2 separate regions of the Homo sapiens genome follow, and region 1 is linked to region 2. The links are chromatin loops, found by intact Hi-C in ENCODE. Cell type or tissue: GM12878. All regions are shown on one strand. Each heading gives the region's core, and the rest is flanking DNA. Links, peaks and the distances in the headings are about the cores only.

Region 1 (11,571 bases), core at 6,071-8,570, 300 kb before region 2:
GTTCAGAGCTTTCCTTTGATAAGAGACCTTTATTACCAATTTAATGTTGTTTTCTTGTTATTCATCTGTTCAGATTTTTCTATCTCTTTGTGATTCAATCTTGATAGGTTGTATGTGTCCAGAAATTATTCATTTCTTCTAGTTTTTTTTAACTTTTTGGCAGGTAGGTATTTACAACAGTCTCATGTGATCCTTTGTATTTCTGTGGTATCAGCTGTAATTTATCCTTTTTCATCTCTTTATTTATTTGAGTATTTTTCCATTTTTCTTAGTCTAACCAAAGGTTTGTCAATTTTGTTTACCTTTTTAAAAAACTAACTCTGCTTCACTGATCTTCTGTAATTTGTTTATTTATGCTCTGATCTTTTTTTTTAATCCACTAACTTTTGGTTTAGTTTGTTCTTGTTTTTCAGTTCCTTGAGGTGCAAGATTAGCTTTCTGAATTGAGGTCTTTCTACTGTTTTGATGTAGGCATTTATTGCGTAAATTTCCCTCTTAAAAGTGCTTTTGCTATATTCCACAGATTTTTGGGATATGTGATTCCATTTTCATTTGTCTCAAGAAATTTATTTAATTTTTTTAAAAATTCATGTATTGACCCATTACTTTTTCAGAAGTGTGTTGTTTAATTTCCACATATTTTTACAGTTTCCAACTTTCCTCCTGTTATTGATTTCTAGTTTTGTTCTATTGTGGTAGGAAAAAATACTGGTATGATTTCAATTTTTTTAATGTTTAAGACTTGTTTTATGGCCTAACATATGTTCTATTCCAGAGAATGTTCCATGTACTATTAAAAAGAATGAGTATTCTGCAACTCTTGTGTGGAATGTTCTGAAAATGTCTTTGGTTTAGAGTGTGGCTTACCTTGACGATTCTTTGTTGATTTTCTGTGTGGATGATATGCACATTGCTAAAAGTGGGGTGTTGAAGTCCCCTGCTATTATCGTATTGCAGTCTATCTCTCCCTTTAAGTTTATTGAATATTTTCCTTATATATTTATGTATTCCAATGTTAGGTGCATGTATACTTATAATTTTTATATTATCTTTCTGTACTGACCTCTTTATATAATGGTCTTCTTTGTCCCTTTTTACAGTTTTTGGCATAAAGTCTATTTTATCTTATCTACATATAGCTACTCCTGCTCTTACTTGGTTTTCCTTTGCATAAAATCTATTTTCCCATCCCTTTGCTTTTGATCTATTTATGTCCTTCCAGGTGAAGGTGGGTTTCTTGTGAGGAGCATATAGTTGGGTCTTTGTTTTTTAATCCATTCAGCCATCTATGTCTTCTAATTGTAAAATTTAAATCTTTTACATTCAAGGTAATTATGGATAGGTAAGGGCTTTAGTACTGCCTTTTTGTTACTTGTTTTCTAATTGTTTTGTAGATCCCTTTTTTTTTAACCTTCTTCCTCTCATACTCTCTTCTTTTGTGATTAAGTGATTTTCTCCAGGAGCATGCTATGATTCCTTGCTTTGTAACTTTAGTGTCTCTATTATAGGTTTTCACTTTGTCATTACCATGTGGCTTACAATAAGCATCCTATAGTTATAACAAGTTATTTAAACTGATAATCTAACTGATCACAAAGGGAAAAAAAAGAAACAAAAAGAACTGCACACTTCAACTCCATTGTCTTCCAATATTTTGGATTTTTGATGTCACAATTTATATCTTTTATATTGCCTGTCTCTTAACAAATTATTTTAGTTATTATTTTTAATTGTTTTCTCTGTTAGTCTGCATACTAAGGATATAAATGATTTACACATCACAATTACAGTATTAAAGTATTCTGAACTTGTTTGTATACTTACTTTTGCCAGTAAGTTTCATACCTTCAGATGTTTTATTGTTACATGTTAGCATCCTTTTGTTTCCATTTGGAGAACTCCCTTTAGCATTTTTAGTAAGATAGGTCTGATGGTGACAAATTTCCTAAGCTTTTGTTTTTCTGTTCTGAAAAACAGTTTTGCTGGGTATGATATCCTTGTTTGACAGGTTTTTTCCTTCAGCATTCTGAGCATATCATCCCACTCTCTTGTAGTCTGCAAGGTGTATGCTAAGAAGTTTGCTGCCATATGTATTAGAATTCCTTTATATGTTATTTGTTTCTTTTCTCTTGCTGCTTTCAGAATCTTCTTTGTCTTTGACTGAAATAGTTTTGATATATGTCCCCACCAAATCTCATGTTAAAATGTAACCCCTAATGCTGGAGGTGGGAACTAGTAGCAGATATTTGAGTCATGGGGGCAGATCCCTCATAAATGGCTCACTGCCCTCTCTGTCATACTGAGTGAGTCTCACTCTATTAGGTCACATGAGAGCTCATGAGAGCTGATTTTTTTAAAGAGAATAGCACCTTCCTTCCACCATCTTCCTCCCTCTCTTGTCATGTGACATGCCTGCTCCCCCTTCCCCTGCTGCCATGATTAAAAGTTTCCTGAGCTCTTGACCAGAAACAGATATGGCACCACACTTCTCACACAGCCTGAAAAACCTCTTTTCTTCATAAATTACCCAATCTCAGGTGTTCCTTTATAGCAACGCAAAATAGACTAACACATTGACCTTTCAGAGTTTGATTATCCTATGCCTTAGGGTAGTCTTATTTGGGTTGTATCTGATTAGTGAACTTTAGTCTTCCTCTACCTGGATATGTATAACCTTTTGGATATAAATAGTTTAGAAAGTTTTCTGTTATCATTTCATTGAAGAAGCCTTCTACACCTTCGTGTTTCTCTGCTACTTCTTGAATTCCAATGATATGAATGTTTGCTTTTTTGAACATAGCCCGTAGATTCCATAATCTTTTTTCATCCCTTTTTATTATTTTGTCTTTTTTTTATGTATTTTTAAATAGCCTGTTTTTTGAGGTCACCCTTTCTTTCAATAGCTTGATCAATTCTGCTATTTATACTGTCTTTGAATTTTTATTTCATTCATTGTAGTTTTTACATCCAGAATTTGTTGTATTATTTAAATCTCTCTGTAAAATTTCTCTAATAAATTTCTGAATTGTTTATCTGTGTTTTCTTGAAGTTCACTGAGCTGCCTTATCACAGCTATTTTGAATTCGTTGTCTGACAGAGCACACATCTTACCCCTTTAAGGTCTGTCACTGGTGCCTTGTTTTGTCTGTTAAATGAGGTCATAATTCCCAGATTGTTCTTTATCCTTGCAGACATATGTTGATGCCTACGCTTTGAAGACTTAGGTATGTATTCCAGTCTTTGTAGTCTGCTTGTGTTTGTGCCCATCCTTCTTGAGTGGGCCTGCCCAACGATCTAAGCCGGTTGACCTTTTTCAGAGTCAGTGACTACTGGAACTATTTCAGCAGTAGAGGGCGCCCTAAGCTCAGATTCTCTATAAGTCTAGCTATAGCTTCAAGGTTGGTGCGGCACCTCGACCCAGATGAACTTGGGGAAGACTCAAGGAGGATACCCAGGTTGTGTAGGAAAGCTAACCAGGGACCCAATTCTGCAAGTCTGTCCCATGTGCCCAACAGGCACACATTTACCAGAAGTTTATTGTATAGGTGTGACAGTTCCTTGATTGCTGAGAGAGGGGCTGGAGCCAAGAATGAGCCCCCTCAGAATTCACCATGGGACAGAGGCTGACAGGCTTGCCCCATTGTCCCAGACTTGCATACTTCCCGGTGACTTCCTGCATGGGCAAGAGGGTTCCCCAATTGCAGCAAAAGGAGACATAGCTGATACTGTGCCCCCTCAGGATTTGCTGTGGAATGGTGGCTGGTGGGCTCCTCATAGAAGTTTAGACAGATAGGTAATGCCCCGTCTTTAAGATAAAGACAGCTTTCCTTCTGAGACCAGCTGAAGAGGGCTGGAGCTGAGATACAGGGTGACCTTCAGATCCACTGCTGAGATTGATATCAGCGGACAGACAAGCCTTCCTGCCAAGGCATTAATGTGCATGATTCCTCCCGGACTCCTTGGAAAAGAGTTTTGGTTGAAGGCTCAAGGCCAAATGGGCCCATGGCCAAGCTCTTTGGGGAATTAAGCTGTTTCTGGATTTGAACCTGGGAGCATGATTGTAGGGTCTGCTACCTTGGTGCTGGCATGCACTCTCAGAATGGCCTTCCTATGTCTTAGACTCCACTGAGGTTTCATAAGCTCCTATCTGAATTCCAAGGCTCCCTCTAAGAGATTGCGTTCTGTAAATGGGTACAGAATTTTTATTATTGTGGGGCAATATAAGTGGGTTATCTCTGATGCTGCCATCTTGCTGACATCATCAGCTCCAAGAAAACTTTTTAAAATCTGTTTTGTAGTATATGTATTTATTCTCCCCTCAATTCATCTTAAAGCCCTTTTCTAACAAGGAAGGAAGAAAAGGAAAAACAGGAGACAGCAAGAAAGGAAAGAAAGAGTTCCCCAAGCAAGAACATAGGGAAAAGAATTTTTGAAGAGATTTTACTGGTTTTTCCTGTTTTTTTTTTTTTTTATATATATATTTTCATTTACCATTTTGTAATTTTAACTTTGTGTTTTCTACTATTCATTTAATGTTTGGATAAGTAATAAACGTGTGTGGTTCAAAAATTAAATTTAAAAGTGTATATATGGAGTCTGCCTTTCAATCTAATTCTCACCCCATCCTTCCCCTGGCTGCTTTTAAAATTTATTTATTTTATTTATTGATTTTGTGTACTGCCATGGTTTTTTCATGGAAATGCAATCATATATGAAGATATGTTCTTGATTCTCTCCCTTTTCTAATAGAAGTCAAAATATAATACATACACTGCTTGCTCTTGCTTTTTTCACTTAAAAATAGATGCTGGAATGTTTTCCGTATCATTCCAGCATTTCCTCATCCTTTTACTCAGCTGCATTGTATTCCATTATAGATGTAGCATAATTTATTTGAGCAATTCTTTATTGATAAATCATACACAGGAAAATCTCTATACATAATCTATGTCATACACAGGAAATCTCTATACACAATCTATGTGAAGGGAGGTAAAATCCCTTCTGCTCTCAGCGTTCCCCTATGCCAGCTGGATGAGGGAATACGGATGAGGGAGTGTGGTTCTTAGCTGGATGAGGGAGTGTGGTTCCCTCCAGCCCTTTTCCCAGTCACATCACCCCAGCCCCAAGTGGGGTCACCAATTAAAATGTGATAAGAATGGGTGGATTAGGAAAATCCTGAAAACCTAGCCACCTTTGTCAACCATGGAGAACTTCCTCCCCGGTAGCCTAGCCAAATCTGAGATCTCCCAGATCTTGTACACACCTGAAGATGTGTTTCCTGATTCACAGTTGTAAAAGAAAAACACCTTTATAACATAGGACAGGCTAAGATTTTTACCTTTATAATAATTATTGTAAAAGATACATATTACTTTCTTGACATCTGTTGAAGTTAAGTAAAGGTTTCTATAACAGAAAAGATGTTTGGGTGAGGCTGACACTATATTTATTTCTGTAAAAACTCGTTCAAACCCATATTACTATTGAGGGGTGGGTAAGGGGGCTATGTTAAGACTGCATGTCATTGGCCACCCACTCCTCCGTCTGATTCAGGATTGGACGTCCAGCCCAAGGAGCACCAAGCTTTAACTGGCCAGGAATTTATACATGTTTCTCAATCAATAATTTATTCCAGAAGACACAGAGAACAGAAAGGTGTAGTGGGCACTTGAACTGAAAAGTGATGTACAACATGACTGAGGAAACATCTGCCCAGGAACAACATTTCTGAGAGTAAATTGAAGCAAAAGCCCTCTCCTTGATAGCAACCTAAGGCCAATCCTCCCTTCTGGATCAACTTCAAAGCCCTTCTTTAGCTAAGGATGTAAATGACTCGACTGCTCAAGGCAAAGAGCATTTGTACAGGCAGCAATGTCACAAATGATCATCAAACACAGTATTTGTTCTGCCTATCAAGATCCCAGCATAGTGAGGGCCTCTTAGATGCACCCTGTATCCCCCTTTTCACCCCCGAAAAGACTGGTCCTCCTCTGCCCTTCAACTGTCTCTCCTTTTTGCACTCCTTTAATTGCACTTGTTTTTGAAGCCCACAGAATTTATTATTCAGAAAACAACCTTCTCTGCAATATCAACCTTAATTAACTGTGTTCTTTTTCTATCGCCTCCCACCCTCCACTTTATGCATTTGAATTAAGGCACTCCAGAGCCCCTGGCCAGCACCCCTCCCCCATCACACACCCATCAGAGTCTTACCATCCAACCATGACCAGATAAGGGAAAATGGAATTTCTTGTCTCTGGCTGCCAATGTGAAAGGGTCAAGGTTACCAAGGAGAGACCTTCCAAAAAGAAGGAGAGAAAAAAGGAAGCCAAGCCTCCCTGGTTTCCATGGTAACAGAAGGTTGAATCATGGTGCATCCCCGAGAGCCTGGCCTGCTTAGCTCTGCTGACATCTTTCCACTTCATTAGCCTCTTTATCAAGTGACTCTGCATAGGACTAAGTGTATTTTGGTGTCAGGGTACACTGCAGATGATTCAAAAACAGGGTGACCTTTTCCACTGATCCCCAGTGCCTTCTGGGACCACAGACACTTACACCCCGCCTCCTGGGTCCTCTTAAAGGCTTGGCTTGCTCTTCACTCTTTCTAATCAAAACTCTGTCACCAAGAGGCCCGGAGGTGCCCTTACCCAGCAGCCCAGGAAGCCAGGACCCCAGCTGTCAGTGATGCACAGCACCCGAGCCAGGAGGAAGATTAATGACTTTACCCACAGAAAATGGATAAAACGGGCCCCAAAAAGACAATAAACGCAGGGCAGGCTGCGAGGAAGGCTCTGACAGTAACAAATACTGACTGACATCGCATTGTGTTCCCTTTCTAGATGACTCAGAGCTGCCAGTGGAAACATAGATTCATTTAATAAGCACTTCAGTGAGACAAAGGGACCTTTGGGGGTTAAGATTGATCTCCATCTCATGTGTGTGCACTCCAACGTACGTGTGTGTGAGAAGGAATGTCCGTACTCAGTATTGTCCCTTTGGAAATCCAAGGAGCATGCTGCAATTTCCCAATCTCGTCTCCATGCTTCAGCAAATTTGTCACTGGTAGAGTATCTCAGCCATGAAAATTCTCCTGCAACCAAGAGCCCAGGGCTGAAAGAATCAGTTAGGAGACTTAAAACACCTTTGATAAGTTTGACCTCTCCTTCAGGAACCCTGTACAGGTCTATGTCCAGGGGAGGAACTTCCTTCTCCTCTTGTACACAGGCTGCAATGCTTTTTACCCTAGAAGCATGCTGGGCCAAGTGGCAGACAAAGGAGATAGGAGCCAGGGAAATGAGACTGACAAGGAGTTTCTGGGAGAGCTGGGGCTGCCTTGGTTTTATTTTGTTTTCTTCCTTCCAAATTAATTCACAAATGCTGTGTTGCAGAGTCCAGGGAATCTGGTTCCCCTGTCCCAGTGCCAATACCAACAATTGTGTGATATTGAAGGTGTGACTTCCTCTCTCTGGGCCTCACATTGCCCATCAGAGGAATTAGAGGGCTGGATTGGGTCATGGCTAAGATTCCTTCCAGGTCTCTCCAGAGCAGGGGTCAGCCCTAACTGCCTTGTCTCTTACACCCATACCCCAGTACTGCCTCCCTCCTAAATCTTTTTTTAAATCCCATTTACTCCACACTATACCCACCCTCAATGCCCTGGCTCTGAACCCGGTCAGAGCTTCATTATCTCCTGCTAGACTAGTACCATGACCTCCTACTGGACCCACAGAATTGCTCTCTTCCCATTCATTCTGCAGAGCAGCAGTTCTGAAAGTGTGGCCCCAGGCCAGCAGCATCCGTATCACCTGGGAGCTTGTTAGAAACGCAAATTATTGGGCCCCACCCCAAATCAAACATTTTGTGAGAGGGCCCAAAGATCTGATTCTCCCAGATCCTTAGTCTGGACTCCTCCGGGCCTCTCCAGGTCCCCATCTCACCACTCCCTTCCTTGGAAAATATTTACTCTCCAGTAACCCCAAACTTGTTATTTCCAAATACACCATGCTGTGTCATACCTCTGGCCCCACATAAGTCATTCCTTCTAGCTGGAACAGTCCTATGACCAATCTTCACTTTGTAGGGCTAAGTGCTTCTCAACCCTGTCAACTGAATAACTTTTGACATCCTTCCAAAGGCACCCCTACAGATAATAGCCCTCCAAAAAGACTTCCCTGGCTTCTCCCACCTCTAAAACTATGTACTCCTATGATTCCTTGTGTATGCCTCCAAAATAGCACATGCCACTTTGCATAGTAGGCAGGATTCTGTGATGTCCCAAAGATTTTCCATACACCCCCTCCCAGTGTACATAATTTCATAATTATGCGCTGCATAATTTCTGGGCCAATGATAATGATAGAGGCAGGAGGCAGAGAAATTCTAGGCAGACTGGGGACAGGTCTCCAGTGAAACCCCACCTTTGAGCCGAAAAGCCTGAAACCCACGGCCCAAAGTGAGAACTTCTATCCCTGTTTGCCGGCTCTCTCCCAGTTGGTTCTTTCTGAATAATGTCTTTTTACCAGTCAAATGTTCCCTTTTCCAAAACTACCTATGGCCCACCTCGCCCCACATGCTGTGCCTATAAAGACCCCAGAATCAGTCAGTAAAGGAGAGAGAAGCAGCTTGACTGGAGAGAGGTGACTTGACTTCAGAGGGACAACTGGACTTCAGAGGAGAGACAGCTTAACTTCAGAGAGATTGCTTAACTACAGGGAAGAGCTGACTAGAGACAGCTGGACTTTAGGGGAAGATTATCTGCCCGTCTTGTGCCCTCTCCAGCTCCCCTCTCTGCTGAGAGCCATTTCCCATTGCTTAATAAAATTATCCACCTTCACCATCCTTCAAGTGTCTGGGTGACCTCATTCTTCTTGGATGCCAGACAATCAGGACCTACCAAGTGTGGGTACCCAAAAAAGGCTGTCACACTGGCCCTCTGCCCTCACTAATGGAGGGCAGCCACTCCATGCAACAAGGCAAGGGGCCCACTGAGCTGATAACACACCACTGTCCACAGACAGCAGAGCTAAGAGAGCATTGTAACACATCCCCTGGGGCTTCGGGGGTTGCAGGCTCCCCCAGCGGGGCACCGACATCCCTTGAGGCCCACATAGAACCTGCTCCTGCTGGCGCCTTAAAGCACCCAATCAGATCCCGCATTCACTCACTCACATGCTCCCTCCTGCAAGAAGTTGAGCCCAGTAAGCCAAGTAAACAGGGCACCCCCGTTGCAAGTCTGACAAAGGGGTCAAGAAAAATCCTTCATCAATTATAATGGATTATAGTCCTGTAATTACATTATGTTATATAGTATATGCTATTTGGTTGACCTTAAAATAGGAAGATTAATCAGGTGGTCTTGACCTAATCACAAGAGTGCTTTAAAAACAGTGCTTTCAAAACAGTACTTTCTCCAGCTGGTTGCAAAAATAAAAGTCAGAGAGATTCAACATGAGGAAGATTCTCAGCTGCTGAGATGGAGGGACCCTTGGGCAAAGATCTAAGAGCAGCCTCAAGGGGCTGAGAACTGTCTCTGGCTGACAGCTAACAAGGAAATGGGGACTTTAGTCCTATGACCTTGAGGAACTGGATTCTGCCAACAAGGATGAGCTTGGAAGTAGATTATTCCACAGCCTCCAAACAAGAAGTCAGTCCAGCCAATACCTCCATTTCAGCCTTCTGATGCCCTGAACTTGATATACCATAATGGGTTTCTGACCTACAGAAATGTGAGCTAATAAATCAGTATTGTTTTAAGCCACTAAATTTGTGGTGACTTTTTGCACAGCAACGGAAAACTAATACACCTTATATTGTAATTCTCTATTTGCATAGCAACTCCCTCACTGACTGAGCTACTTAAAGATACTGCTGGCTGGGCATGGTGGCTCACACCTGTAATCCCAGCACTTTGGGAGGCCAAGGTGGGCCGATCACCTGAGGTCAGGAGTTCGAGACCAGCCTGGCCAACGTGGTGAAACCCTGTCTCTACTAATAATATAAAAATTAGCCGGGCATGGTTGCACACACCTGTAATCCAGCTACTTGGGAGGCTGAGGCAGGAGAATCCACTTGAACCACGAGGCGGAGGTTGCAGTGAGCCAAGATCACGCCATTGCACTCCAGCCTGGGTGACAAGAGGGAAACTCAGTCTCAAAATAAAAATAAATAAATAAATAAATAGAGACCGCTTCATTAATTCTTGCATCACCAGCAACTTTCTGGGGCACGCCCAGAGGAGGTTCATAGTAAATGCTTACTGGGTGAATAGATAGATAGACAGGTGGATAGATGGATGGATGGATGGATGGATGGATGGATGGATGGATTGGATGGATGGATGGATGGATGAATCATGGAGCATGTGATACCATTGTTCCAGCAGTTGCTTTAAATATGGGGGGAAATGTAACATAAAAAGGGGATAGAGTATATAAATAAACAATAAAAACCAGGATGAGACAGTGATTTTTTTGTCCCATCATTGATTTTTGCAGCATAGAGGACTTTTGCTGGTTAACACTGAGTGTCAACTTGATTGGATTGAAGGATACAAAGTAGTGATCCTAGGTGTGTCTGTGAGGGTGTTGCCAAAGGAGATTAACATTCGAATCAGTGGGTGGGAAAGGCAGACCCACCCTTAATCTGGGTGGGCACAATCTAATCAGCTGCCAGAGTGGCTACAATATAAGCAGGCAGAAAAATGTGAAAAGAGAGACTGGCCTAGCCTCCCAGCCTGCACCTTTCTCCCGTGCCGGATGCTTCCTGTCCTCGAACATCAGACTCCAAGTTCTTCAGTTTTGGAGCTTTGACTGGCTCTCCTTGCTCCTCAGCCTGCAGACGGACTATTGTGGGATATTGTGATCATATGAGTTAGTACTTAATAAACTCCTCTTTATATATATGACTATTCCACCAGTTCTGTCCCTCTAGAGAACCCTGACTAATACAGGCCTCTTTATCTGTTAGGAGTTTGTCCTGCATTTATCTCTTACAGCTCAACATCTTATAGCATTAAGCTAAAGACACGTGCCCTTGTCAAGCAAGTGAGACCTGTTGCATATCACCAGGAGCGGCAGTATCAAAATGTCAACACACTGCATGGTTTGTAGATGTCAAGATTACCAAGAAAGACACAACTCCCAGAGGCACTGGTTGGAACAGCATCTTAGAGAAAAGACAGAGCAAGGTCAGCTTCAATAGTGACCATTGGTCTCCCATGGCCAGTAAGCCAGCCCTGGAGCTGATGCAGGGAGATTGTCTGCATGCACTCCTCTTGTATTAAAGGCAAAGGACTGTGTTGTGAACAGATATAGCAGTGGGATTGCCAGGTGTGGTGCCACATGATGCATATACTTAAGCAAAACAAAAAAGTTAATATCAAATCCAGAACAGGGAAAGATACTCCTAAACAGGGCAATCAGTCTAGCATAGGCTGTGACGGCTTTTTATCGCTATATAAGAAAATGTTCCAGGTCTGACGACACACTCATATGCAACCATGCAAGGATCAATGAGGCTGCATGTGACTGCCTTTTCCAGCCCCGATATGGACATCTATTATTGCTGTAT
Region 2 (11,571 bases), core at 4,149-6,648:
ATTCTCAGTGTGTAGTTTGTACGTTTTTCCACAGCTTTAAGTAATGATAGAGAAGAAAAGAATAGAGAATGAATCTCAGAGAAATGAAAGCAACTTAGGAACAGAAACAGAGAAACAGTAAGAAATGCATTTTTCAGAGACTGGGCCAAAGGATTCATCATGGAGTTTTAACTTCTAGCAGAAAGTTGAGGAAAAGGAATAAGACTCTTTTCTGAACCATACAAAGCCCCGCAGCTCCTGTCTTCTGGCTGACATAGCACCATCTTTACCCATCACACCTGTGGCCTGGAAGGTAGCCTCTCTGTACCTGAATTTCTTCATCTGTAAAATGGGATTAAAAAAATCACTGCCCTCATCTATGTGAGGATCACGTGAAGGCCAAATGAAATTACAAGCCTGAGACATCTTTAAATGTTGAAAGAAGATTACAAACATTGGGTAATCATCCTCTCCTATGTGTATCATTAGACAACCTTGCTTTGGATTATTTGTTTTGTTGGCCATTCTTAGATCAAATCGTAGGTGTTGATCAAGTTTTCTTTGCTCCAGAACTTTGATTACCATATATTGACTCGCCTCCCCCTCTAAAAATAAGTTTCCTAAATCTATTTTCTGTATCTCTGTGTATACCCACTTGCTATCCACTCTTCCTTTGTAAAAAAAAAAACAAAAACAAAATGTCAGTATTCACACTTCACACTTCAACAAGAAAAAGCTTGTTCTCTCTTCTATTAATAAAAGTGCTATTTTCTTGCCTTCAGATTAATACCATTTACTGTTTAGGTTCTTATTGATCTCCTGGCTCCTTTTACCTTAAATCTTTGATTTTTAAGCAGATGCAGGCTAGCATACTTTTTTTAATAGAGTGTAATGTCCATAGCCCTTACCATTCTGCCTTTCCCATTTTTTCCCTTTGTCATTTTTCCAAGGGCATAATACCCTCCTGCTGTATAACACTTGGCTACTCAGGGTACCCCACTATGAGAACAATAGGCTGACCTTTTCCAGTCTACTTCAGAACATCTTTGTTCTGTACCCTGTCTCTGAGGATTTTGCCTCTGGGTCATAATAAGTTTATTAATCTTCAGAGACTTAATCCTCCTTATGAGCTGGTGTATATCCATTTTAATAGGAGTCTTCTGGAGAAAAGACTGTAAGAGAATGAAATTTGCTTAGTTAGTGGAAGTTACCCCACAGAAGGTGGTAAGCACACAGCCCCTGGAAGTGTTTCTGATCAGGAAGTTAAAAGATTCCTGATCCCTTCCAGTTCTGAAAAATTCATGAGTGACTCTAATGGTGGGAGTTTGAAGCACTTTGGTAAGCCAGTTCCAGCGTCTCCGCACACCGTCTGTTTGTGGCTCCATTCACCCTGCCTCCATGATACAGACGATTCTTTCCCAGTAGTTGCCACTAGCCCATCACTAAGACTGTCTAAGAGCATTTTCTTGGCAAACCACCATTCTGCATGAAAGGAGAGTCTAGGATTGGGGAAAGTGGATTCAACAGCTTATACAGCCAGAGTATATTAATTGTGAGCTTTGCACCTTGGTAATAATTATGTATACAATAAACAAAATCACATGGTTGCTAAGCAACACCTTTCCCTCATTCTTGACCCCAGTGGAGGTATGAGATATTCGACCTCTGGACTTAAAAAATCTTAAATTCTGCTCTGCTTGCAGACATGCTTTAGTGGCCCTGGCAGTAGCAGCCTCTTATTTCTGCCCTGTCCTTACCTCCCTTGGCTTGAATCTTGCCTTCCATATCTCCATGAACCCAGCAGCCTGGATGTTCTTTCAGGATAACTAATGTCAGACTAGGTACTCTTCAGGCTCCTGTGGGGGTCCCCTGTGCACTGAAGTCTCACACCAGGAGCAGCTTCACCTAAGCCTAAGGTGGATGCACATCTAGTCTTCCTCTAGAGGAGAGGCTTTTCCTCTGTAGAATGATGAGGGCGCAACAGATCCTGGGTCTAATGTGAATAATAACATATTTATCTCATAACAAAATGTGACTTGTTGAAGAGTTCCACATTTGGGATATGTTTTCTGTGTGTGTAGAAATTGAGATGATTTGGAGACTATTTCTTTGCTAATAGTAACGATTGTATTATTACTTACAGCAGCGGTCCCCAACCTTTTTGGCACCAGGGACTAGCTTTGTGGAAGACAGTTTTTCCATGGATGGGGGTAGAGTGGGGGTAGTTTCAGGATGAAACTGTTCTGCCTCAGATCCTCAGGCATGCGTTAGATAGAGTGCACAACCTAGATCCCTTGCATGCACAGTTCACGATAGGGTTCACTCTCCTATAACAATCTGATGCTGCCACTGATCTGACAGGAGGTGGAGCTCAGGTGGTACTGCTCGCTCACCTGCCCTTCACCTCCTGCTGTGTGGCCCAGTACCTAACAGGCCACGGACTGTTACCTCTCCATGTGTCCATGGCCTGGGACTTGGGGACCTCTTCCTTTCAATTAAAAATAAATTGTCCTTTTACTCTCATGAGAAAGAGAGTTCTTACTAAATTTACCTCCCTTTTCATAGAGAATTTTTTCTCCTTCAGGTTTTTTTTAATTGAAAGGAAGAGCTTTTTATCGAGAAAAATCAATACCTTTTAGGGTACTAAAATTGTTTTATATTCATTTCCAGTCTTTCCTAAGGCTTTGTAATCATTTGTGGTAGCCTCTAATATATAAATAAATTATAGCATTTTACCTTTCATCTTTTACCTGAATTATAACCATTTAAATAGATATGATAGCTGTTTTCTTGAGCAGTCTAGGATTTTCTGGTTCTTCTTGAACCTGGGACTTAATAACATAATAGGCAAAGGAGAGAGAAGGAGATAGGTAGTGGAATATTAACACGAAGTTATTTTCTGCTTAAGGAATGAATGAAGGACATATATTACAACTGTGACATTCAGTCATTTCTTTTTCTTTCTAGAAGGTAGTAAATTTATAAGAGTGGTAAGCCAAGTATAATGGCTCACGCCTGTAATCCCAGCACTTTGGGAGGCTGAGGCAGGTGAATCATTTGAGATCGGAAGGTCAAGACCAGCCTGGCCAACATGGTGAAATTCCATCTCTACTAAAAATACAAAAATTTGCCAGGTGTGGTGGTGGGCACTTGTAATCCCAGCTACTCAGGAGGCTGAGTCAGGAGAATTGCTTAAACCTAGGAGGCAGAGGTTGCAGTGAGCTGAGATTGTGTCACTGCACTCCAGCCTGGGCAACAGAGCATGACTCCGTCTCAAAAAAGAAGAAAGTGGTGGGAAGGGATGCTGTTTGCTTTAACTGTCAGGTTGGAGGAGGGAATCACTTTAAATGGACTTGGAGAAAACATAAATGAATTTCCGTTTTCTTCATTGAACATGTTCTCTTATTTTGTTTCCCCTCTGCCTCTCTCTGAATCTACCCTAGTTGATATATTTTCCTATGCTCCAGTTTTGTTCTCCTGAGGGCTCTTCCATCCACTGTGGCATGAAGGGTAAAAGCCACAAAGATCTTTTCTTTGGCCGTGTCATCTCTTCATTCCCTGTTGGCTTACCCTGTATGTGTTTTCTATTTGCAGGTCTGTGGCTGTCCTCTCTATTGGAAAGCCCCCATGTTCAGGGCTGCAGGGGGAGAGAAGACAGGATTTGTGACAGCACAGTCATTCATTGCCATGTGGAGAAAGTAAGTATGTGAGCAGTCTCTCTGGAGCTAGGCAAAGAATTGTGTGACCCTCATGACATGCTTTCTAAAGGTCACCTATTTTACTCATTTATACATTTTCCCTTTACTCTTTATATCAACAAGGAAAATTCAATGATTTACAACCATTTATACTCACATACAAGTTCTTTGCCACAAGCCTTTATCTAACCTCTTTAAAAAACAGTAAAGCAGATCTGCAGAAATCTTTCTTTAAAAACTATTTGATAGTTTATTAGTTTTACTTGGTTTTTCTTGTTTTTTTTTTTGTTTTTTTTTTTGTTTTTTTTTTTTTGAGACAGAATGTCACTTTTTTGCCCAGGCTAGTGTGCAGAGACCTAATCATAGCTCACTGCAGCCCCAAACTCTTGGGCTCAAGTGATAATCCTACCTCAGCCTCCTAAGTAGCTGGGACTACAGGCAGGCACCACCACACCTGGCTAATTTTTATAGAGACTGGATCTCACTCTGTTGCCCAGGCTGGTCATAAACTCCTGGCCTTAAGCAATCCTCCCAGCTCGGCTGCCCAAAGTGCTGAGATTATAGGTGTGAACCCCACACCCAGCCACTTTTACTTGTTAAATTTGGGTCTCAGGATTTGAATCTGGCAGCAGTGAAATAAGCAAAAAGGAACTCCCCTTTATGGGGGGCAAATCAGATGTGTCACATGGGAAATACATTTTCATTCCCATAGATCCAATTTAGAATTATATATAGTTGATTTGTTAGAAATACTGAATTCTAATAGATTTTAATCATTACCTTTTGAAAGCTCCAGTTAAGGAACTGAAGGACTAGTATATTTATCAAGCTTTTCCTGGATTCTAACATTCTGACAAATTTTCTTGAATTCAAACCCAACATCTTTCTTCTTTATCTCTTTTTTCTCCCTTCTTTCTTCTTTAGGAGTTATTTTTTGGTATATTTATACATCTTAGCTAAGTATCACAGCTTGCCCCTTCTGCCTCTTTTAACTGATCAGCACCCTTGTTATGCATGTTCTTCTCGCCTTTTCTGAGCTAAATATCCTTCCTGGTAAACTATTGGGAAATGCTACTCACCTATTGTTATTATTATTTAACATCAACCTATAATAGCAGCAGATTGAACAGACAGATTCTTTCTAATTTCTTCATTTCAGCTAAAAGCCCTTAATAGGATAATGCTTGAGAATATAGTAGGTGATTAATAAATGTATTCTTATTTTTAAAAATCTAGCAGCAGGTCAAGTTCAAGTTCTTCATACATCACATTAGAACTAAAGAGTCTATGTTGGTGGAGGGTATTCTCATAAGTGAGAACTGAACAATGAGAACACATGGACACAGGGAGGGGAACAGCACACACTGGGGCCTGTTGGGGTGGGGTGAGGGAAGGGAGAGCATTAGGAAAAATAGCTAATGCATATTGGGCTTAATACCTAGGTGATGGGTTGATAGGTGCAGCACACCGCCACAGCACGTGTTTATCTATGTAACAGACGTGCACATCCTGCGCATGTACCTTGGAACTTAAAAATAAAAAAATTTTTTTAAAAAGAGTGTATGTTGGTGGATAGATCATAGCCACCACCACAATAGCTGTATTTTATTCAGATGAATTGTTTAAATTTTATCTGTAAGGAAGACATTTCTGCAAAACGCAAAAAGCGGGGGAAAGACATGAAGTACAAGTCTCCATTTTGGTTAACTGCAGGAAAATTGCTTATGAAGTTATATAGCATGAGCAACTATCCCTGTCTTTTTTTCATCAGAAAAATTCTATGAATAGATAAGTGTGTCTCTAAATTAAAGTGTTATTTTACAGTCAGATATTAAAATGGTTTGAGTGCCCTCTAGTGGAAACTCCTCTTTGAGCTCTTAAAATGTCTTTTAAAAGCCAGGGTGCTTGAAGGGAGCCCCAAGTGTGGCTATTTTGGGAGACTAAGCAGCTAAACATGGTGGTGTGAGTTACCACGTTGACCTTGGAGAAGACGTGTTTAGTTTTGTAATTTTTTTTTTTTGTAACATTTGCATAAAGCAATGTGGGCTCAAGTATAGTATATTAAAACTTTCAAATAAAAAAATTGCTAACAGGTAATTATACAGAATTAAAACATTTTGGAAAATACATATATATGCTGATTTGCTCCAGTAGCTCTACATAATCTTAAAAAAAAAAAGAGTCAAATATAAAAGTCATAAGAATATAGGGAAATGGCCGGGCGTGGTGGCTCACGCCTGTAATCCCAGCACTCTGGGAGGCCAAGGTGGGCAGATCCCGAGGTCAGGAGATCGAGACCATCCTGGCTAACACAGTGAAACCCCATCTCTACTAAAAATGCAAAAAATTAGCCAGGCAAGATGGCGGGCACCTGTAGTCCCAGCTACTCAGGAGGCTGAGGCAGGAGAATCGCGGGAACCCAGGAGGCGGAGCTTGCAGTGAGCCGAGATCGCGCCTCTGCACTCCAGCCTGGGTGACAGAACGAGACTCCATCTCAAAAAAAAACAGAATATAGGGAAATAATTTCTCTCATGTCAGACTGCTCATGGGGTGGAGGCCTCAGTATCTCTCCTCCAAAGGGCTCTGTTCCACTTCCTTTCCCTGTGCCGCTGCCCATTTCATGTCTATACTCTGACATATATTCTTCTTATAGTCAGGACATTTTTAGGAGAAAGACATTGCTCCATAGCATTTCTTTTTGAGGTCCTAGAGTATCAGCTTTTGGGCAGAACTCATCTCAAATGGAATCAATAATATTGCTTCAGCTTTATTATGCTTTACTTTCTTTTACCTTTTCATATCAATGTATCATTTGTCCATTAACAAAATAACATTTTGTCCTAAAAGTTCTGAAAGATGCTAGTTTAGAATAGCTATGCTTACCTTCATTCTTTAGCTTTCATGACTTTTATCATCTTTTCTCCTGCCATAGAGTTGACCAGCCAGTAACACTGGCAGAAAATTGTAATTCACCTTTTCTTTCTATTTCACAGCAAAAGACCATTTCTGATTTCACTTTGTCCTCTCAGAGTAGCTCTCATCTGTCATGTCTCTGCTGTTTTTATATCTTACTATTCTGTTTTATATATATAAGTAGTTCTTTTGAAAGACCTCACTGTTTTTCTATTGTGATCATCCCACCCATTTTCTAATCCTGAGAGGTGGCTCCTATTAGCATCTATTGCGTGAATCTTTTTCTGAAACATGTGTTTATTTAACTTTAGGAGCCTTAAGCATGTTGAGGAATGTTATGGAGAATAAGTATAAAAATCATAGTATAGCTCTAATAAGCACAAATGAAGTATACATCTGTTTGATCAAAAACATTTTCTTATTTTTCTTCCTTAATCACTTGTTGAATGCTAACTATATGCCAGGTATTGTGTCTGGTCTTGAGGGCGGTTGGGATACAAAGAAAGTAAGACAGTTTTATACCCTGTAAGGAGCTTACAGTCTAGTGAAAGAGTTACACCAAGCCATGTGTGCTGGCTTGCACCTGTAATCCTAGCTACTTGGGAGGATCGCTTGAGCCTAGGAGTTTGAGGCTGCAGTAAGCTATGATCATGAGACTGCACCACAGCCTTGACAACAGAATGAGACCCTGTCTCAAAAAAAAAAAAAAAAAAAAAAAAGACAAGGATGTTAAGATGGCCAAGAAGACACAGCCAGGGAGAGCTTCTCTTTCCTACCAAGAGAAACCAAAATATTGAGTAAACCAGCATACTTTGAACAGACCTTTTAAGAGAAAGCACTGAGAGTCAGTGGAGAGATGATGCAGTCACTGAGGCTGAAGAGGGAGGAAACTGAGAACCCTGCATGGGCTCTGAATGGCTCCTAAGGAAGGGGTGAAAGAAGTAACTGCAGAGCAGGCCACTGTCACTGTGGACATCTGGGATTCTAGCTGCAAGAGATCCCACAGCCACCATGGACGTTTGAGTTGGCAGGGAAAACTGCTTGGAGAGCTGGCAGAGACAGAGCTCGAGGCTACACAGAGCCCATGGGGTTTTGCATGGGAACAGCTGCAACAAAACACAACCATAGGCACCTATCCCCCAAGGCTCTCCATATTCCTCTAAGAGGCTCTAACCTTTGTTGACTGCCAGACCTGGAGAGAGCAGGGCTGTCTTTCCCACAGGACCAGGGCGTATCTGATCCATGCACTCCCCTGTCCACCAGCCCCTCCCAGGGCTCCTGTCTGGCTTCTCCCATAGGAGCAGGCACACAGCACAGCCTCCACTCCCCTGCGAGAGCGCTTTTGCCAGTGGCCCCCAGTGGAGCGCTTTTACTGGTGGCCTGGGAGCACCTTGGCTCACCCAGCACAGCTGGTGCTCGACCTCAGGGAGCCAGAGAACTAAGCTACAGGCCTGGTCCCAGGCCCCCAGGGTTAGAGCACACAGTCCAGGAGTGCCAAGCTGAGACTTGTGGTTGGAACTCAAGTGGCGGAAGAGCCCTTACTCTCAGAGCACTGGGAAAAGTGAGGTATGGATTAATGGGCTGGCACAGGAACTGGGCCACAACCTCTACCCAAGGGAGCCTGGCAGTCTGGAACACCTAATAGCCCAGTGATCTGGGTGCAGAAGTCTTGTGACAAACTAGCTGGTTGGGCCAAATTCTGGGCAGTAACCAGGAGACCTGTCAAGGAAGCACAAGCTGGGAAGTTCTCACTGCTATCTGCTGGCCAAAAAAACCTAGGCTGTGGGCACCACACCAGCTGCACGGCCAAGGCAGCATCACCCTACCCAGGGATCCCTCACCCTTGACCTACTGCATGAACAGACCACCCACAGACATACCCCTAACCTGCAGTCTACCTGGTAGCCCTTACTATTAAATGCCATCTCCCAGGTTACAGCTTGAATTACAGCACCAAAAAATTCCAGCATGAATTGCCTGAGAAAACCCAGTACAGGATTCTGGCCACAAATAAAGATCCCATACAGGCCAGGCACAGTGACTCATACCTGTAATCCCAGCACTTTGGGAGGCCGAGGCAGTAAGATTGCATGAGCCTAGGAGTTCAAGACCAGCCTAGGTAACATGGCAAGACTCTGTCTCTACAAAAAAATTAGCCAGGCATGATGGTATGAACCTGTGGTTCCAGCTGCTTGGGAGGCTGAGGCAGGAGGATCACTTGAGCCCAGAAGGTTGAGGCTGCAGTGAGCTGTGTTCACGCCATTGTACTCCAGCCTTGGTGACAGAGCCAGGCTTTGTCTCAAGAAAGACAGAAAACTGTAATCCCAGCACGTTGGGAGGCCGAGGCAGGTGGATCACCTGAGGGTCAGGAGTTTGAGACCAGCCTGGCCAACATGGTGAAACCCCATCTCTACTAAAAATACAAAAAATTAGCCGGGCATAGTGATGGGCACCTATAATCCCAGCTACTCCGGAGGCTGAAGCGGGAGAATCATTTGAACCTGGGAGGCAGAGGTTGCAGTGAGCCGAGGTTGCGCTGTTGCACTCCAGCCTAGGCAACAAGAGTGAAACTCCATCTCAAAAAAAAAAAAAAGAAATCCAGAAGAGATTCCATACAGAGCCTTGGCCCTCTGAAAGCATGCAGAAATAAAGCCAATTGGCTATACTCAGCTTGCACCACAGTCAAACCCTCAAGGGAAATAAAGTAAAAACAAAAAAGCTCCATCCAAAGGACAAAGGACAGCAACATCAAAAGATAAAGGAACACCTGCCCTCACAGATGAGAAGGAACCAGCACAAGAACTCTGACAATTCTAAAACCCAGAGTGTGTTCTTACCTCCAAATGATCTCACTAGCTCCCCAGCAATGGTTGTTAATCAAATTAAAGCAGCTGAAATGACAGAATTCAGAATCTGGATGGTAAGAAAGCTCAATGAAATACAGGAGAAAGTTGAAACTCAATCCAGGGAAAACAGTAAAATGATCCAAGAGTTGAAAGATGACACAGCCATTTTAAGAAAGAACCAAACTGAACTTCTAGAATTGAAAAATTTACTACGGGAATTCCATAATACAACTAGAAGCATTAATAACAACAGATCAATCTGAGGAAAGAGTCTCAGAGCTCAAAGACCACTCCTTTGAATCAATGCAGGCAGACAAAAATAAAAAAGAATTTTAAAAAATGAAAACTCTCAGAAATATGGGATTATGTAAAGAGACCAAACCTATAACTCATTGGCATTCCTGAGAGAGAAGGAGCGAGAGTACGCAACTTGGAAAACGTATGAGGATATAGTCCACGGAAATTTCCCCAGTCTCACTAAAGAGGTGGACATGGCTGAACTCCATGGAGCAGTTTGGAGATTTCTCAAAGAACAGAGTTTACATTTCAATCCAGTAGTTCTATTACTGGGTATATACCCAAAGAAAAATAAGTCATTCTGCCAAAAAGACTTATGCACCCATATGTTCAATGAAGCACTGTTCACAATTGCAAAGACATGGAATCAACATACATGCCCATCAATGGTGGACTGGATAAAGAAAATGTGGTACAGGTACACCATGGACTACTAAGCAGCCGTAAAAAAGAATGAAGTCTTGTTCTTTGTAGCAACATGGATGCAGCTGGAGACCATTATCCTAAGCAAATTCGCAGAAACAGAAAACCAAATACCATATGTTCTCACTTGTAAGTGGGAGCTAAACATCAAGTACACATGGACATAAAGATGAGAACAGGCCGGGCGTGGTGGCTCACGCCTGTAATCCCAGCACTTTCGGAGGCCGAGGTGAGTGGATCACGAGGTCAGGAGATCGATACCATCCTGGCTAACACAGTGAAACCCCGTCTCTACTAAAAATACAAAAAAAAATTTAGGCAGGTGTGGTGGCGGGTGCCTGTAGTCCCAGCTACTTGGGAGGCTGAGGCAGGAGAATGGCGTGAACCCAGAAGGCAGAGCTTGCAGTGAGCTGAGATTGCGCCACTGCACTCCAGCGTAGGCAACAGAGCGAGACTCCGTCTCAAAAAAAAAAAAAAGATGAGAACAGTAGACACTGGGGAATACAAGAAAGGGTAGGGATGGAGGGAGCAAGGGCTGAAAAACTAGCTATTGGTACTATGCTCACTACCTGAGAGATGGATTCGTTCATACTCCAGACCTCTACATCACTGAGTATACCTTTGTAACAAACCCGTACATGTACCCCTGTACCTATAATAAAAGTTGAAAAAAAAAAGTTATTCCAATAAGGTTATGCTATTGTGGAACAGCCATGACAGAAATAATAAGCACATGGAAGGACACAGGAGGCCAGCAAGAGTTCCTGGAAGGTGAAGTAAGGGAAAAGGGTATTGTGGTAAGGACGGTAGCATTTACAAATGCCTGGTGTGAGAAGGCATGGAACATTTGTGCAACCACAAGTGCAGGAATGGTAAGAGAAGGGGACATGAGCAGGTAGGATCAGATTCTGGAGGCCCTTCTATGTCAGGTCAAGAAGCTAGGACTTTAGGCCAGGCGCCGTGGCTCACGCCTGTAATCCCAGCACTTTGGGAAGCCGAGGCAGGCGGATCACAAGGTCAGGAGATCAAGAACATCCTGGCCAACATGGTGAAACCCCCGTCTCTACTAAAAATACAAAAACTAGCCAGGCGTGGTGGCATGCGCCTATAGTCCCAGCTACTCTGGAGGCTGAGGCAGGAGAATTGGTTGAACCCAGGAGGTGGAGGCTGCAGTGAGCTGAGATTGTGCCACTGCACTCCAGCCTGGGTGAAAAGAGCAAAACTCCGTCTCAAAAAAAAAAAAAAAGCTGGGACTTTAGCCTACTTGACAGAAGAATTTTAATTTGGACAATGACGTGATCAAATATGTTACTCAGAAATATCAAGCAACAAACAAGAGCCTAAGCATGGATATTGGCAGTGGGAGACAGAAAGAGGCAAATTTGGTAGAAATGAAACAACATGGTAGTTGATAG

Evidence for each region. Peaks named below come from ENCODE experiments on the same cell type or tissue, not always from the same donor. Only the 100,000 strongest peaks of a DNase experiment are listed, where the experiment ranks them.
Region 1: it touches region 2 in a loop (5-fold over the local background); 9 of 110 quality-filtered maps call a loop at or near these places.

What each region holds. Positions count from the first base shown.
Region 1 is chr3:135,733,596-135,745,166 of GRCh38, forward strand. No RefSeq gene overlaps it. Among named protein-coding and RNA genes, the nearest start is that of PPP2R3A, 230 kb to the right of the region's middle. In GM12878, for the core only: no CTCF peak of the experiment used is centred there; a DNase peak (open chromatin) is centred at 7,124.
Region 2 is chr3:136,037,286-136,048,856 of GRCh38, forward strand. It overlaps PPP2R3A (protein phosphatase 2 regulatory subunit B''alpha), which reads left to right. Exons shown (of 14, transcript NM_002718.5): 4 at 3,574-3,677. Among named protein-coding and RNA genes, the nearest start is that of PPP2R3A, 77 kb to the left of the region's middle. In GM12878, for the core only: a CTCF peak has its summit at 5,538 (motif pointing left); a DNase peak (open chromatin) is centred at 5,534.